Linked DNA regions of Homo sapiens: region 1 is linked to region 2. The links are chromatin loops, found by intact Hi-C in ENCODE. Cell type or tissue: heart left ventricle. All regions are shown on one strand. Each heading gives the region's core, and the rest is flanking DNA. Links, peaks and the distances in the headings are about the cores only.

What was found. Peaks named below come from ENCODE experiments on the same cell type or tissue, not always from the same donor. Only the 100,000 strongest peaks of a DNase experiment are listed, where the experiment ranks them.
Region 1: a loop joins it to region 2, with 2.7 times the contacts of the local background. A loop is called at or near these places in 11 of 110 quality-filtered maps.

The regions. Positions count from the first base shown.
Region 1 is chr3:193,801,805-193,809,921 of GRCh38, forward strand. No RefSeq gene overlaps it. Among named protein-coding and RNA genes, the nearest start is that of LINC02038, 38 kb to the right of the region's middle. In heart left ventricle, for the core only: no CTCF peak of the experiment used is centred there; a DNase peak (open chromatin) is centred at 3,837.
Region 2 is chr3:193,860,885-193,869,001 of GRCh38, forward strand. No RefSeq gene overlaps it. Among named protein-coding and RNA genes, the nearest start is that of LINC02038, 21 kb to the left of the region's middle. In heart left ventricle, for the core only: no CTCF peak of the experiment used is centred there; a DNase peak (open chromatin) is centred at 3,254; H3K27ac peaks cover 1,184 bases.

The sequences.
Region 1 (8,117 bases), core at 2,500-4,999, 59 kb before region 2:
TTTCTTTTTTCTTTCTTTCTTTTTTTTTTTTTTTTTAAGACACAGTCTCCCTCTGTTGCCCAGGCTGGAGTGCAGTGGCACAGTCTTGGCTCACTCAGCCTCTACCTCCCAGGTTCAAGTGATTCTTATGCCTCAGCCACCCAAATAGCTGGCATTACAGGCGTGCTCCACCAAGCCTGGCCAATTTTTGTGTTTTTAGTAGAGACCGGGTTTCACCATGTTGGTCAGGCTGGTCTCAAACTCTTGGCCTCAAGTGATCCGCCCACCTCGGCCTCCCAAAGTGCTTGGATTACAGGTGTGAGCCACCACGCCTGGCCTCAAAATATTTTCTAACTTCCCTTTTAATTAATTCTTTGACCCAGGTCCAAGTTCGAAGCATGTTATTTAATTTCTAAATATTTGGAGGATTTTCTAGGTATCTTATTGTAATTGGCTTGTAGCTTAGTTTTGTTTGCTGGAAGAATACATTCTGTAATACTTCAATTATTGGAAACATTTTGAGATATATTTTGGGCCTCAGCAAATGTTTGATCTCAGTCAATGTTCTATTTGCAGCTGAAAATCATGTGTATTTATACTTATTGGGTGTGGAAAGTTCTATAAATATCAATTAAGTTGTGTTGTTTGGATCTATATCTTTACTGTTTACTTTTTTGTATACTTGTCCTATTAATTACTAAGAGAGGGATTCATAGCAAGCTTTTTAAAGCATAAATCAGAATATGGCCTTCCCAGTGTAAATTCCTCAAAGTCATCTTAGTGCATTTAGAATAAAATCTAATCTAGCCTGGGCAACATGGCAAAACCCTGTCTCTACAAAAAATACAAAAAAAAATTAACCAGGCAGGGTGGTGCACGCCTGTGGTCCCAGCTACTCGGGAGGGTGAGGTGGGAGGCAGAGGTTGCAGTGAGCTGAGATCACGCTACTGCACTCCAGCCTGGGTGACAGAGTGAGAGACTGCGTCAAAAGAAAAAAAAAAAAAAGGAATAAAATAGAATCTTGCCCTGACCTGTAAGAGACTATATAATTCATTTCACGTCCTTCCCTCAGATCTCCTCTTCTAGGACACCAGCCACCTCCCCACCCTAAACACTAATTATACACCAGTCACTCTGGCTTTTTCTCTGTTCTCTTAACCCACTAAATCTATTCCTCAGGACTTTTGCATTTGCTATTGCTGTTCCCTTAGCGTGGGCTTATATCTTCACCCAGATGATCGCACAGCTACCTCCTTCACACCCCTTAAACCCAAATGTCATTGCCCCAGAGATACCTCCCAGGACCTCTCTATCTGGAGCATTCTTTATCACATCACCCTGAATTATTCTCTTTCAATAATTTTTAACTATTAAAATTAACCCCTTTTATTAATTTTTTTGTGTTTATGGTTTGTATGTTAGTTGTGTTCAATGCTCCATTTCTAAAGCTGAGAATAGAGCTGGCTTGTAGTGGATATTCAATAAATACTTGTTGTATGATTGGATCATGGTTGGAAGGATGGGTGGATAGACTATCAGTATCTAACGCCATTCAATATTATCTGTCTTGTTTCATAACTGTCTCCATTTAGGTGTTATGACTGGGCTGTGAGGTCTTTGAAAACAGGAACTCATTCTACTTTATCTCTATCTCTATGTCTCTGACACAGCAGAGCAATTGCCCAGTAAATAATTGTTGGACAAAACTATGGATGGCCCAGGTGCTTTCAGAATACTCTGTACACACCTGTCAGCAGTCACTTTATTGCATAACTGTTCTCAATCAACTAAGCCAGAGTTTGGCACAGGGCCTCGTACATAATGTATGCTCAATACATGCTAGCAGAAAGAAAGAAGAAAAGAGGGGGCCGGGTGCGGTGGCTCACACCTGTAATCCTAGCACTTTGGGAGGCCGAGGCAGGTGGATCACAAGGTCAGGAGTTCGAGACCAGCCTGGCCAACATAGTGAAACCCCATCTCTACTAAAAATACAAAAATTAGCCAGGCATGGTGGCGCGCGACTGTAGTCCCAGCTACTTGGGAGGCTGAGGCAGGAGAATTGCTTGAACCTGGGAGGCGGGGGTTGTGGTGAGACGAGATTGCGCCACTGAACTCCAGCCTGGGTAACAAAACAATACTCTGCTAAAAAAAAAAAAAAAAAGAAAAGAAAAGAAAAGAGGGTAGGAAGAAACCTGTCACAGCTCTGATGAAAGCATTAGCTGCAAATTTCAAGTCTGGGGCCCCAAGATCAAAATGTTAGAAAGGGTCTCCTTGCCCGTTAGTTACTTTGAGAAGTCAGAAGAACTACAGTTCCTCAGTGGATGTTACACTTACCAGGTGTGGGATGCTCCCATCACAGGCAAAGGAAGCAGGGCTATAGAAATGGTTTATTCCCCTATAGCCCTGTAGTATAGAACAGATGTCACAGCAGTTGCCCAGAAAAATGGTGACCAAAGCATTTTCATGTACATCTGATTAGCCGTGAAGGCTTAATTGTTTCTTAAATGTTTGTTGGAAAAGAATACTTTCTAGTGAAGAAGAAAGAACAAAAAATGTGCACCACAGACCATGAAATCATTTCTGCTCCGATCGTTGAACATCCAGTGTCTTTTCCTTTAAAGGATTCAAATTAACCTGGGACTTATAGAAGTTTTGTCACTGTTGCATGAAACACTGATTTCATTAGAACTCCCAGAACTTCTCTTCCACTGCACCGCGAGCTTTGTCTGTGACAGCTTATTCACTCTCTCCTCCCATGCCTAGCCACAGGCTTGACCCTAGGTTGCACTTAGCAAGTGGGCTTTGAGTTGAAAAAACGCAGACTTGGAAGCTGCATTGTTCTCGCCTGAGGTGGATAAATATTGAGGTGGTCAATCAACCTTTGTGGCCCACCATCCCCTGCTCCCTGCAGCCCACCTGCACCAATGATGGCTGTGCAGATCCATGGTGGGGCTGCCCAAGTTTCTCCTCAGCTTCATTCACTTTATCCAGAATGAGAAGGAGAGCCAGGGTTAGGTCAGGTTTTGACATATGATAGTTCTGATTCCATGAAGTAAGTAACTAGCTAAACCATTACAGAATATTGGGTATTTGTGGAAAATCTGCCATTTGGTTTCCTTAGACGGTGATATACAATTCTGGAGAGGTGTGAATATCAGGATTGACTTATTTTGGTCTATAACCCTGTACTATGTTCTAGTAATAAAAATGATAAATCCTATATGTAGAAACAAAGGCTAGCAAGTGCCCAAAAGACAGGGTAGAAATGGATGAAAATTGCAGACTTAAATCTGGATTCCTATGTATATCATTTACCCATCAGATCCTAATGAAATGCTAACACAGGACTCCTAAGATAAATATCTCTGATGTTACATTATATAAAATGAGGTTTATAATAAAAATTTTTAAGATTAAGATTGTTGTTTGGTGGGGGGAGGGATAGCATAAGGAGATATACCTAATGTAAATGATGAGTTAATGGGTGCAGCACACCAACATGGCACATGTACACATATGTAACAAACCTGCACGTTGTGCACATGTACCCTAGAACTTAAAGTATAATAATAAAAAAAAAAAAGAAAAAAAAGAAACTGGAGATATTTTCTGGTTTATATGACTTTCTAAAAGGCATTTTTAAAGTATAATCTATATATCCATGATGCATATTACGGCATCCAAATTTACAGGCTTATTTTTAAATGAAAGAAAAAGAAAAATCTATCAGAAAAAGTCAGAGCCGGATGGAGCCTTTATGTGTAGATGGTCCACGCTGTCTGTAAATAAGCAGGTTGGCCTTCAGCAGGGGTTTCCAAACTCTGGTTCTTGGACCGGGGCCAGCTCCCGCTGCCTGCTGCATCACCTTGCAAACTTATTAACCAGGCAGATTGCCAGGCCGCATCCCTGGAGGCTCTGAGTCAGCCAACTCAGTCTGGGAACCATTGGATTTAAGGCGCTTTCCCAGACATGAGATTCAAGAAGCCTGTGACTCCAGGCTTATCCCTGTCCTTCATCACTAAGGATGGTCAGCGTGAGGATAAAAATGGCATTAGGTCCATCTGTACTGGGACTGGGCCTCTGTGTTAGAAAGGACTTTGGGTCCTCAATCGTTGTTGAAACTTTTTAATTCATAAGTGACACTTTTCTGGTTGCCATATACAAACCTACAGCTCTAGCCACACTGATCTCATTCATTCATTTGTTCACTTGTATCACAAACATTTACTGAGTGCCTACTGAGAATGCAGTTGTCAGTTCTGCTTTTAAGTCCAGTGACAACAGCAGGCACGTACACAGATTTATGACCCAATGATTATGGAGAAAGAGCAAAGTATTAGGGTAGCATCTAGAAGGAACTATCATGATCCATCCCCTAGGGATGAACACATTTCCACTTCAAGCTGAAAAACGAAAAAAATTGCTGGGGAGGCAAATAGACAACCCAAAGTATCTGTCAACAAGGCCATCACAATCATTCAGTAAACCATGTTAATTTCTTAGTTCATAACTGGACCATGGTTATACGAGATGCCAACATTAGGAAAGCTGGGTGAAGGGTGTATGGGAACACTCTATATTATCCATTATCCTTGCAAATCATCTATAAGTTTAAATTTTTAAACAAGTTTTAGAAAATTATCATTTAGATAGAGAAGACAAGGGAGAGACCCAAGGTAGTGACTGTGGGGATAGCTGAGCCAGGCATTTTTGAGAGATTTAGGAGGTAGAATGAAGAGAATTGAGGCATTGTTCAAGTGTGGAAGGATGAAGGAGAGGGGTGCTTTGACCAATAGTGGGACATGGGGCATGATTCCCTGGGCTAGAAGAGGCAGGGTCTGGGAGGAAGGATGGTGAGATCAGAGGTAGGTGTGGTGACTTGGATGTGCTTGTGGGAGCTTCATGTGGAGAAGGTTGGAAGAGCATTTAATATCTAGGTCTGGGGCTCAGAAGAGGGGTTGATGCTACATATAAAGATCTGGAAATCAACAAGGAACAAATGAGGAAACCATGACTATGACAGTAATAGAAATAAGTAAGATGCATGGACTTCTTCTGAAGAGGGTTAGAGATTGATAAATAAAAAATGAGTAGCGGTCAGAGCCTTAGAGGAGCTCGACAGAGAAAGAATAAGTGGAAAAAAAGAATCCAAAGAGGCAGAGGGAACACCAGCCAAGTATGATGTTACAAAGGCCAAAGGGAGGAAGGATTTTCAAGACAGAGGCAAGACCAATACACAGAAAGGTCAAGTAAGACAAGAACAGCAATTAGCGGGTTGTTGGCAACTTTGGTGAGTTTAAATTAATCATTATCTTTCAACTAAATGTTTTGGATAGCACAAAAACAATACGGAAAAATCAGTGAATATTTTAAAGTACCTGCTTTGATGAAACACGCCCTGAGCATCAGTCACCCTGGTATTGTGAAGAATCCATGTGTGATCTTGGGTGTCAGGCAGACCTAAGATCAAACAGTGGCTCTGTCACTTGCCAAGTGAGAGACTTTGAGCAAGTTACTTAATTAACCTTTTCAGTTGCACCTGTAAAATGAGGATAGTACTACACACCTTTCTTGTTGAGGATTAAAGATAATGCATGTAAAGCTTCTACCATGGTGTCTGGCTCATAAAGAATGAAAGCCATTATTATGGGCCAGGTACTCCCCTTCTGGTCTCTAAAGTACCTTATACATCCACCTCCTGTGTCACTGATTATGACTTACTGAAACAACTTGGTCTTTATAACTGTCTCCCAACCCCAGCCTTCACCAGACTGCCAGCTTCTTAAGGATGTCTTATTCAACTTAGTTTCCCCATCAGCCAACACAGAGCAGACATCCAGGAGGTGAACTTGCTGTGCAGGATCAGAAGGAAGCACTGGAGGTGGGCCCTGCCTTAGAGATACTCATGGGAAGATTTCTTCTACGAGATGAAATTGGAGATGCAGGTCTGAAAGCAAGATAGTTGTGTGCTCACATGGGCCTGCAAGGAGCTGAAGGTCATTTTTTAAAGTTTGCAATCAATCTAATTCTGTAAATCTCAAAGAAAGGATGATAAATCAGAGAAACTGAGGAGGACACGTGGTGCAACTTGATAGTTCACTGATTCACCCAAACTCACACAATATGACTCTATAATTATGGAGAGGATACCTTTCTGAATCAAGAAGAAAAAGAAAAACTATAAAAGTCAGGATACATAGTCTAATGAAGGATTGTGAGCAGGCACCAGGTATGAAAGAGAATCTGGAAGGGTAACAGCTTGAATGTCAGGCTATGGGGATTTTTAAGCCATTTTAAGAGCTCCATAAGAAGCATCTCTGAAGCCAGGGCCATCCTAGGCCACCACCAAGTGAGAGCCCAGAGTGGCTCATACACCCACTATGTTAGTTTCCTACGGCTCCCGTAGCAAACGATCACAAGCTGGGTGAAAAATGTATGGCCTCACAATTCTAGAGGCCAGAAGTCTGATACCAAAGTATTGGCAGGGATAGTTCTTTACTGGGGACTCGGAGGGAGAATCTGTGCCTTGCCTCTCTCCTAGCTTCTGGCGGCTGCTGGCAATCCTGCGCGTTTCTTGGCTTTTACAAGCATCACTCCGGTCTCCACCTCTGTCTTCACATGACGCTTCCCCACTGTGTGTCTCTGCGTCCAAATCTTCCTCTTTTTATAAGGACACCAGTCATTGGATTAGGGCCTCCCCTCAATTTAGTATGACCTCATCTTTACTTGATTACATTTACACAGACCCTATTTCCAAATGAGTCACATGCACAAGTCCTGGGGGTTAGAACGTTGACATATTGTTTTGAGGGACACAGTTCAACCTACAAAACTTCCAGGTGCTCCTGCTGCCCTTCCACCCTTGCACACTATTCCCCGGCCTCTGAGAGCTCTGTGCAGTGATTCAGTCTTGCCATATTCTCACCTCTCCATACCTGCAAACATGCTGGGCCTTTTCCCAGGCATGCTCCTTTCAGCCCCTTCTCTTCCACTGGGAAACTAGTTGGGATGTTATCCTTTAAAACTCAGGAGATATTTCCCATTTTCTAGGAAGATTTTCCTCCCTCTCATTGCTTCTCAGAATCACTTGCTGGATTTTCAGTTCCCCCTAAACCCCTCTGTGTATCTTGAGTATGACATTTAGCAAGATAGATTATGACAAATTGTTGACGTGCCTTCTCTTTTCAGTAGACTGCAAGCTTTGTGAAAACAGTAGTCACAGATTTTACCTCTGCATTCTCTATGCCTGCTACACAGTGGATATCCAACTGCTTAAGAGTCAGAATTTGGTAGGAGGCTTAACTCAATGCTCTGTGGCATTGGAGTCTGTTTGAATGGGCCAGTCTGGTCAAGCTAAATTGTGCCATTTCTTCTAGCCCAAACCAACACTTTCCATGGGGTCAAGCGTGGGCTGTCAGTGAATTTCCAACCTAATTTCCTCTCCTTCCCATCTCTGTGGGAGGTCTTTGTGCTGGACCCTGTCAGGCCAAGCCTGATGTGAGCTGACAGGCTGGGCTGGTGGCTCCCCAGTCTGCTCTAAGGGAGGCTGCAAGCAAGGGCTGTTGGCTGGTGGGGTCCAGTGCCACAATGCCACATTCAGTGGCTGCTGGGGGGTTCCCCTGTGTGTGTGTGGGCAGCTCATGGTCCAAGGCCAGCGAAGGCCCATAAAAATGTCAGGCCTGTGCAAAGGACAGAGCTCTTTGGCCTTCTTTCTCCCCTGGCTAGAGGTTTTCTTCCTAGTTATGTCTCCTTAAAAGAAGCCCTTCCTTTTCTCCACCTGGGGATCCTGCCCCTCCAGTGTTCTCACCAACAAGTATACAGAGCAGAGGTCAGAGGAGACACGGCACAGACGTCAGTGGCATTTCAGAGCATAAAACTCTTCTCAAAAGAAGGTTTAATCCAATCCCTTCTCACAGATGGGGAAACTGAAGCCTGGGATGAGAGACTTGCCTAAGACCATGCAGAAAACTGGCAAGAGAGAGAGGGATAGAGCCTAGTTCCCCAATCCCAGACAGGGGCTCTTCGCTTCATCCACATTACCTCTGCCTGTCTCTTCCAAGAAAGAAGAGAGTGAAGGCTTAACTGACATTTGACAGCAGAACAAACTACATAAGAACTTCACCTAACCCCTTTCCCTG
Region 2 (8,117 bases), core at 2,057-4,556:
TGTTCTTACGTTGTGGTGGTGAAAATATGCCAACGGCAGTCTCACACAAGCAGGGATGGTGTGGCCCCTAATTTTGAGAGAGGGAAGCCAGACCCAAAAGAGTACATGCATACGATTCCATCTCCATCTCCGCCTCCCTTTCCATCTTAAGGACTTTTCTGAAATGCCATTTTATCTCCTTCCACTTCCACCTCTTGGCACCAGCAGCCCAACCAGTATGCGTCTGCTTCTGTAACACCATTCAGGAATTTATGATGATGTTTTGCATGGTAAAACATCATATGGAGATCAAAGACAATCAGAATCACACTGTGTTGTTTAGAGACCAGCAGTGCATACTTAGCTGGTGGGAGGAGAGAACAGTAGAGAGGTGGTTGCCATAAAAGTCAAGATAAAAGTTATTTTTGGTGGGAAGGGCTATGACAGGAAGGGGAGTGAAATGCTGCCAATGCCTTGTTACTTGTCCTGGGTGGTGGCTGTGCAGGTGTTTGTTTTATAACAGTTTGTTTTGCTGTAATTTATGTTTTATAAACATTTCTGTATGTATTCTGTATTTGAAAATAATAATAATTTTTGAAACCACCACAGATCACAGCACTTATAAGTTCACAGTGAGAGTGCAAAGGATACTTTGCAAAGTTCTTTCAAGAAATCTTAAATTCTCAAGTGCCACGCGGGCAGTGATTTCCCCCGTGAAATTTCTATATGCTGTCCAAGAAACATCTTTTTAGACATCTTCACTTTCAAAAGAGGCATTTTTTTTTCAAAGAAGATTTTATCACTTATCAGAATATGTTGCCTGATAGAGAGTCTAAATGGGCAGCATGAACCCTGTTCTCCCGAGTAAAGTGATGCACCAGGGGCCCCCTCTTCACAGTGTACCCTGTTTCAATTCCAAGTCCCAGACCCTTGAGAACCTCTGGAATAACTGATACCAAAAAATGCTAGTCCTCTGAATACAGTGATAGCTAACAGTTTCACCCTGCAATTTGTTCATTCCCCTTTATGGAGGAGAAAATGGAGGCACAGGGTAGTTAAGGAACTACTGTCACCATCTAGGAAACAAACAGAGGCCCTCTGGCTCTGGAGCCTGCATGAGTAACCACCCAACCATCCTACCTCCCCCACTATTGTCTAAATTAGATATCAGCACATGTTGGGGAAAATGTTTAAATTCTCCTTCTCCCCATGGTCAAAAATATCATTTTTTTCTCTTCCAAGATGTCTCTCGATTCTGTCCTTTATTTTCATTTCCCCGGCTTAACATTGGCCAACTCCATCCCTCACCTGGTTTATTGCACGTTCTCTCTATATCCAACTCCTCTCTCCCCAGCCATAAATCCTTTGATGGTTCCCTACTGTCTGCCTGGTCTAGTCCTGACCCTCACCACGACCAAAGCGCTTCATGGCCTGGCCTTTGCCTTTTCTTCAAGTTTCATCTCCTACTCACCTCTTTGCATATCTACCTGCTAACAATCCCAGACTATGTACCATACCCTCATGTACCAAGGACGTTCTAACTACAGTTAGAAGTTCCTCTGCTGGCCGTTCCTCCTGTCCTCTCCTTCCTCTCTCTAATTCTATTTATCCTTCAAGACCAGTGCAAATACCACCTTTTCTGGGGAGCATTCTCTGAAGCCATCCAGCCTAAACCTCTCTCCTCAATCTTGCTGTATCTCTTGTCGCTTTTATACGAGTCTGCTCAGGCTGATATTTGCCCAACTGCCCTCCCACTAGTCTAAACTCTTGAGGGTAAGGGCTGTGTCTTAGCTACATTTTGATCCCAAAGTCTGTCATAAAACAGCATGAGCTATTCAGTTCATATTAAATGAATCTGTATCACCCAGTTAAGTTTCTGTCCAAGGGTGAGGATTTACATGTCACTATGATATTCTTTTGTCCTAACATTCTGGCCTGGTTCCTCCTGGAGAAAGATGGCTAAAGCAGAAGTCAGGGGGACAGAGTTGTTTCCTGGCCAACGGGAGACAGCTGATACTGGGAACAGCATAGAGGACCACTCACTTTGGGTATAAGTCTGGCTGGAAAATCCACCTGAAACAGATTTTCCCTGCCTCAGTCTGGGACTCCAAAGACTGGTTCGCCAAGGTGAATCAGGACAAGAAGTGGAAAATTCCTCCTTCACATTTCACTGGGAAACTTGAACCAGAAATCAATGTGTCAGGCCCAGCCTGTCTCGTTTTTCCAGACAAGACTCCCTGATTCTCCAGTCTGCCCTGAGAGGTGCTGCAGCAGAAACAGCGCAAAGCTGCTGAAGACTTTCATGTGGCTTCTCCTGTTAGAAAATCACAGCCCCCCCACCTCTAGAAGCCTGTGGAACACAGCATCATGGAGAATCTGGCTTTTCTTCCAGGCAGGGCATGGGAACTATTTTTCAAGGGAAAGGACGTGCATAATTGCTGGGGAAATATACACATTTAATTTCTCTGGAGCCCTTGAAGCTTTCTTCCTTAAATAAATCATTCTGCAGGATCCTGTGACCTGAGACCTGGAAGTGGTTTTGTTTTGACCTGGAGCCACGGCCTCCAGAGAGAGGAAGTCTGTCCCATTTGGATGCCTATGTGAACGCACACGACGTGGCTTTACTCTCCCCCAAAATGGGCAGACGAGGTGGAGTTGCTAGAGTCTATCATGTAGGTCCTTTTCAAGAGCTGAGCAGGTACATGACCACCTGTCTGCCTTATACATTAAAAAGAATAGGAAACCATTATCTTGAGACAGGTGATGAGGGCTGCAAGCTTGGGTAAGGGGATTTTTGGAAGCTTTTGAGAAGCTGTATGTTGGAGCTGACAGAGAAAGCAGAAACCGTCTTTGACAAACCCCTTTATTTACAGAGCAGGACACCAAGGTCCAGAGAGGGAAATCCTGTCACCAGTGTCCCCAAGGACTGCCTGTATGAAGTCGCCTTGGAACTGGTCACAAAAACCACTTCTGGGCCTCATCGCAGATGCAGGATCTCTGAGGATTTCCCTAGGAACCAGAGTTTGACGCACTTCCCAAGTAGTTCTGATGTACTCTGAAGCTTTGGAAGCTGTGCTAAGTTCTCTGGACTTTCTGCTTGGACGCAGGTTGGGTCCAGCCTTCACACAGGCCTCGGCTGTTTCTTCATCTGCCTCTCTCTGCCTGCCCCTCCAATTACCATCAGTCCCTCCTGAGCTTCCTCACTTCCAGGTCACCTCTCCCTGCTGGCCTCCCTTCCAGGCCACCCATCTAAGGCTCCTGCATTCTAAGCTGCCAACATCAGGAGAGGGAACAGCACGCTCTGTTCAGGAATGTCGAGCTGGACAGGGCCCAGGAGAGGATCCAGTGCTGCCCCTCCTCCCTGCTCCCCATCCATATAGGTTTCTTTCTCTGTTCCCCCTTGTGTATTAAATGCTGACATTGCTCATGGAAGCAATAGCATCTGCTGTTTCCGGAAGCTGGAAGCACTGTGTGGTCTCAAGAGGGTCCTGGAAGATGCTAAGGGCTTTGGAATTTAGGGACTCGCTCAAGGCTTATTATAAACTGAGTCCTTGGATGATTGAAAAAGAGTAACCATTTTGCCAAATGTCTGTGCTATGGTTTAGAGCTTTGCTAAGTTCATACAATGTTATAATCGGTTCCTCCCATACGACCACCTACAGCCATCAGCCATTAATTTATGTGCATGTCTTTTTGAAATTCCTTTGTGAGTGATACTTACTTGAAGCCAGGGTGGTTAGTCTTAAAGCAAGCAGAGAAGAGGGATGGAAGCCCGTGGCTGTGGAATCTGGTCAACACGAGGCCACATTCCTGCCTCACCTGGTATAGTTGCTGGGCCTGGGGACCTGTCCGACTCCTCCCTACAGCTCCTGTTTTCTCACCTGAAAAGTGATTGTAATTTCTACTTCACAGATGTTCTACCATCTAGAAGCACTGTGCCTGAGGCCAGCACATAGATAGAGAGTGTTTCTTTTCTGTTCCTTACCTTTTTAAGCTGCTATTTGAGACAATTTGCTGCAGACTCTCTAGGCCCAGTTCCCTGTGCTCTAACACTCTTCCTCGTAGTAAGAGGACTCTTCTGGAAAGAACTCTTAAGTTGTTAAAGATAGAAAAGTAATCTCATGAGGATGCAAAGGCATAAGATACAATGTACTTTGGGGACGTGAGGGGAGCGGGGAAGGAGGACGAGGGATAAAAGACTACTCATTGGGTACAGTGTACACTGCTTGGGTGATGGGTGCACCAAAATCTCGGTAATCACCACTAAAGAACTTATCCATGTAATCAAATAACCACGTGCTCCCCAAAAACTATTGAAATAAATGAAAATAAAAAATAAAAATATCTGCAGTGGCTCACGCCTGTAATCCTAGCACTTTGGGAGGCCAAGGTGAGTGGATCTCTTGAGCCCAGGAGTTCCAGACCAGCCTAGGCAACATGGCAAGACCTCATCTCTACAAAAATAATAAAGTAAATAAAATAAAAAGAAGGAAATGGAACTATATGTACTGGTAGAGAAAGATGTCCAAGATGTCCAAAAAAAGCAAGTTGGAGAGCAACAAATAATATAATCCTATTTTCTAAAATAAATATTTTGCTGGGGTAAAAAAAAAGAAAAGTAAATTCTGAGTCACTACCATTGAAATGACTGTATCTCAGATGAGTACTTGAGATTCAGTCTGTCATGGTGGCCACCTTAAGAGGAACTGGAACCAAATTACCTAAGTTAGACTAGACAACAGCTAAGGCTCTTCTCCTTCTTATGATTCTATGATAACAAATTTGGCTTGACCTTTAAGGCCCTTCATAATCCCAGTCAAGCCCGTCTTACAGACTCATCTAACATTATTCCTCTAAACTCCATATTCCTTCCACGCTGTGCAGTTTACAGTGTCCCACCCATATCATGCCCCATCCTGCAACCAGACTTCTGATTCTTATACTTTCCACTCTTCCTCCCCTTTCCAATATTAGATTCCACCCATTCTTGAAGGCCCTCTTCCCTCAAGCCCCTCCTGCTTCCACAGTGGCAGTACACACTCCAGCCTTCCATCTGCGTTTCTCTTGCAGTGCTCCTAGCAAACTACCTTGTATTCTGGGTATATGGAAACATGTCTTATCAGACCACATCTTACTGGACTCTCTGAGGACAGCTCCTGGGTCTCAGTTTTTCTCAGAATGCCTCTAGCACCTGGCACACAAAAATTGTGCATGAAATGTTTATTGAATTGAGCCAAGGAATTCCAAGAATTAATTCACATAGACTCAGTAGACTCAGTGTTTGGTTTGAGCATTTTTCTTATTCAGGGCATGCTGGCAACAAGGATCAGGTACCCTCTGGAACAATTTCAAATGAAAAGAGGGATTATTAAAAGGATACAGGGGTCTGTTGTTGACCTCCAAGGACAGGAAGTGAGAAAGGATGAATCACAAAAGAACAAAAAAGATCTCCTCTCTGTGTCCTTCAAGGGGCTACGGGGGTTCTTGTCACCCCTAACTCTTTCTGCGTGTCAACTCTCTTCTCCTCTTGGCAGACTGGACCTCTCTGGAAGGCCCTTCGTTTTCTCTCTCCCACAGTTCAGGCTTGCCTGTGGCTCCTGCTGTGTTCTGCATGGTACTAGCTCCTGTCCTGCTGTCTCAGGACCTTTCAGTTCAAGCATCCTCCTAACCTGAGTCTCTGTGTCTCTTACCTCAAATTCTCTCTCTCAAAAAAAAAAAAAGGTGGGGGGGATTGGCTGGGCCAGAATTTGGCCCAAAGCCACCACTGGTCTGTGGTGACCAGGAGCAATACCATATGATTTCCCAGGCCCCACCCTTTCAGCAAGAGGCTGGAATTTGGGGGGAGGGTCGTGATGTTTCCTACTAACTGGCCATTAGCTGGATCATCATTTCCAAAGGAATCTAATACAATAATGTCCACAAAAAGCAGTGAAGGATACAGAGACCACAAAATAGATCCACAACGTGGGACAGAGTGTCATTGGCCTCCCAACAGTTTCACAGGAGCCCCTTGGATGCTGCAGAGCATGGGTCTCTGGGGACTGGAGGAGCTGAGGGCCACTCCCAGGTTGGCTCAATCTCCCTGAGAACCTTTTCTTTGCATTTTTGTTTTCTTCCCAGGAGCAGGCAAGTCTGACTAGATGGATATTTCTGGTCTTCTCTCAGTAGCCAACAAAGGCAATGCCAGGGTTGACAGGAAGAGAGCTGGGGAGAAGGAAGAAGTGGAGAGGGACGGTGTGAATGCAAGCAGCCAGGTGTGCACCCACCAGGTCATGCGGGGAACACTGGAAGAGGGCACTAAAGTCAGTTCCAGCAGGGTTGGGTGAGACCTCAGGGTGATGCATGGGCACTGTTTTTGCTCTCCCTACTGGACCATTCAGCCTGAGACATGCTGTAGTCTCTCCATTAAAAGAGTCCTCCACTGGCTCCTTACATCCTCTCTGTCCTAGTCGGTTTGGCTACTATAACAAACTATCATAGATTGGATGGTTTATACACAACAGAAACTTGTTTCTCACAGTTTGGGAGGCCAGAAGTCTGAGAACAGGATGCTAGTCTGGTCAGGTTCATTGAGGGCCTCCTTCCAGGTGCAGGCTGCAGACCTCTCATTGCAGCCATACATGGTAGAAAGACCGCCAGAGAGCTCTCTGGGGTCTCATGTGTGAGGGCACTCATCCCATTCATGAGGGATTTACCCTCAGGACCTAATGACCTCCCAAGGCCCCCTCACCTAATACCACCACAGTGGGATTTGGAGTTCAGTGTACAGATTTGGGAGGCACACAACATTCAGTTCATAGCACTCTCTAACTACTACCCCAGTTTCCTTTTTCAGCCAATAATGATGCCCAAAGTCACATGCCCTCTGGGAGCATTACCCACAGGAACATGTGGGATTGGTTCATTGCCACAGAGATTTGGTGGGGCCCAAAGGAACTTCTAGAAACTTCAAGTTTACACATCACTACATCTGCTTTTGTTGTCTCTGTGGACTCCCAGTCGCTTCACAGGAGGCCGCTGGATGCTGCTGAACATGCATCTCGGGGGCCTGGGGGAGCTGAGTGCCACTCCCAGGTTGGCTCAGACTCGGCCCTAAGCACCGCGTAGTGATGTGCTTCCCCTGCCACCCCCCACCTCACCGCACTCTCCTCGCTATGTTCTCTCCATCTCCAGGAGACACTTCCCCTTCAAGGCCCCATTTAAAATTCTCCTTTTCTGTGAAGACTTTGCTGATCTCACAGCCAGACAAGCCTCTCCTTCCACTGGACTCAACATCCTTTTGCCCGTATCAAGAAGGTAGCAATTGTCATGCTCCACATGGGTCTCCCTGACAAGCCCGGGCACTGCCTGGTGGCAAGAACCGCACCTCATTCATCTTTATGGTGCCCAACACCCGCTAGACTCTCAGGATTGTTGGATAAAGGAAGACTTCTTTGCCAGACATTGAGCAAGACTCAGTTTTTGTAAGGTGTATATGCTCATCTCTAAAATAGGGGCAGACAGGCCTACTCAAATCCAGTGAGTCCAGCAATGGGGGGAATGCCTTGCAAATCCTAGAGAACTGCAAGGATGTGTGAGGATTCTTCTCCATGCCATCACATACTTCTCAGGGCCAGCCTGGTGACCTGGCCCAAGAGAAGCAGGTATAAGATCATTCCGGCCATGCATGTTTTCATTTCCATGAGATGAAGAACTGTGTGTCAGTTTTGACTCTTACATACTGATGCCAGATGCACTCTTGCGTGTGTGGATCTCTCCCCAGTCCAGGGCAGTAACCTCACAATGGTACCTACAGATGCACAGGAGTTGCCTAAACATTGCAAAAGGAAGGACAGAATTAGAGCAGTTAGTTTTCTTAGGCTTCCTGTAGAGCTTGTCTCAATACCCACCCAGAGGGCACTGGAGGGTGAAGAAATTTCCTTTCTCAAGCCCTTCATTCACTCACTCATTCCCTCTCAGCTTCAGCGCACTCCCTGGTGGAAACAAACAGGTAACGGGGTGGTAAGCCCTATGACAGACCTTTGCAAATGTCCTCAGAGGCGTGCAGAGGAGGAACACTTACGCCAGACTCCGGGGAGAAGCTGCCTGCGGGAGCTCTCACCTGAGGAGGACACAGGAAGGGTTTTCCTTGCAGCAGG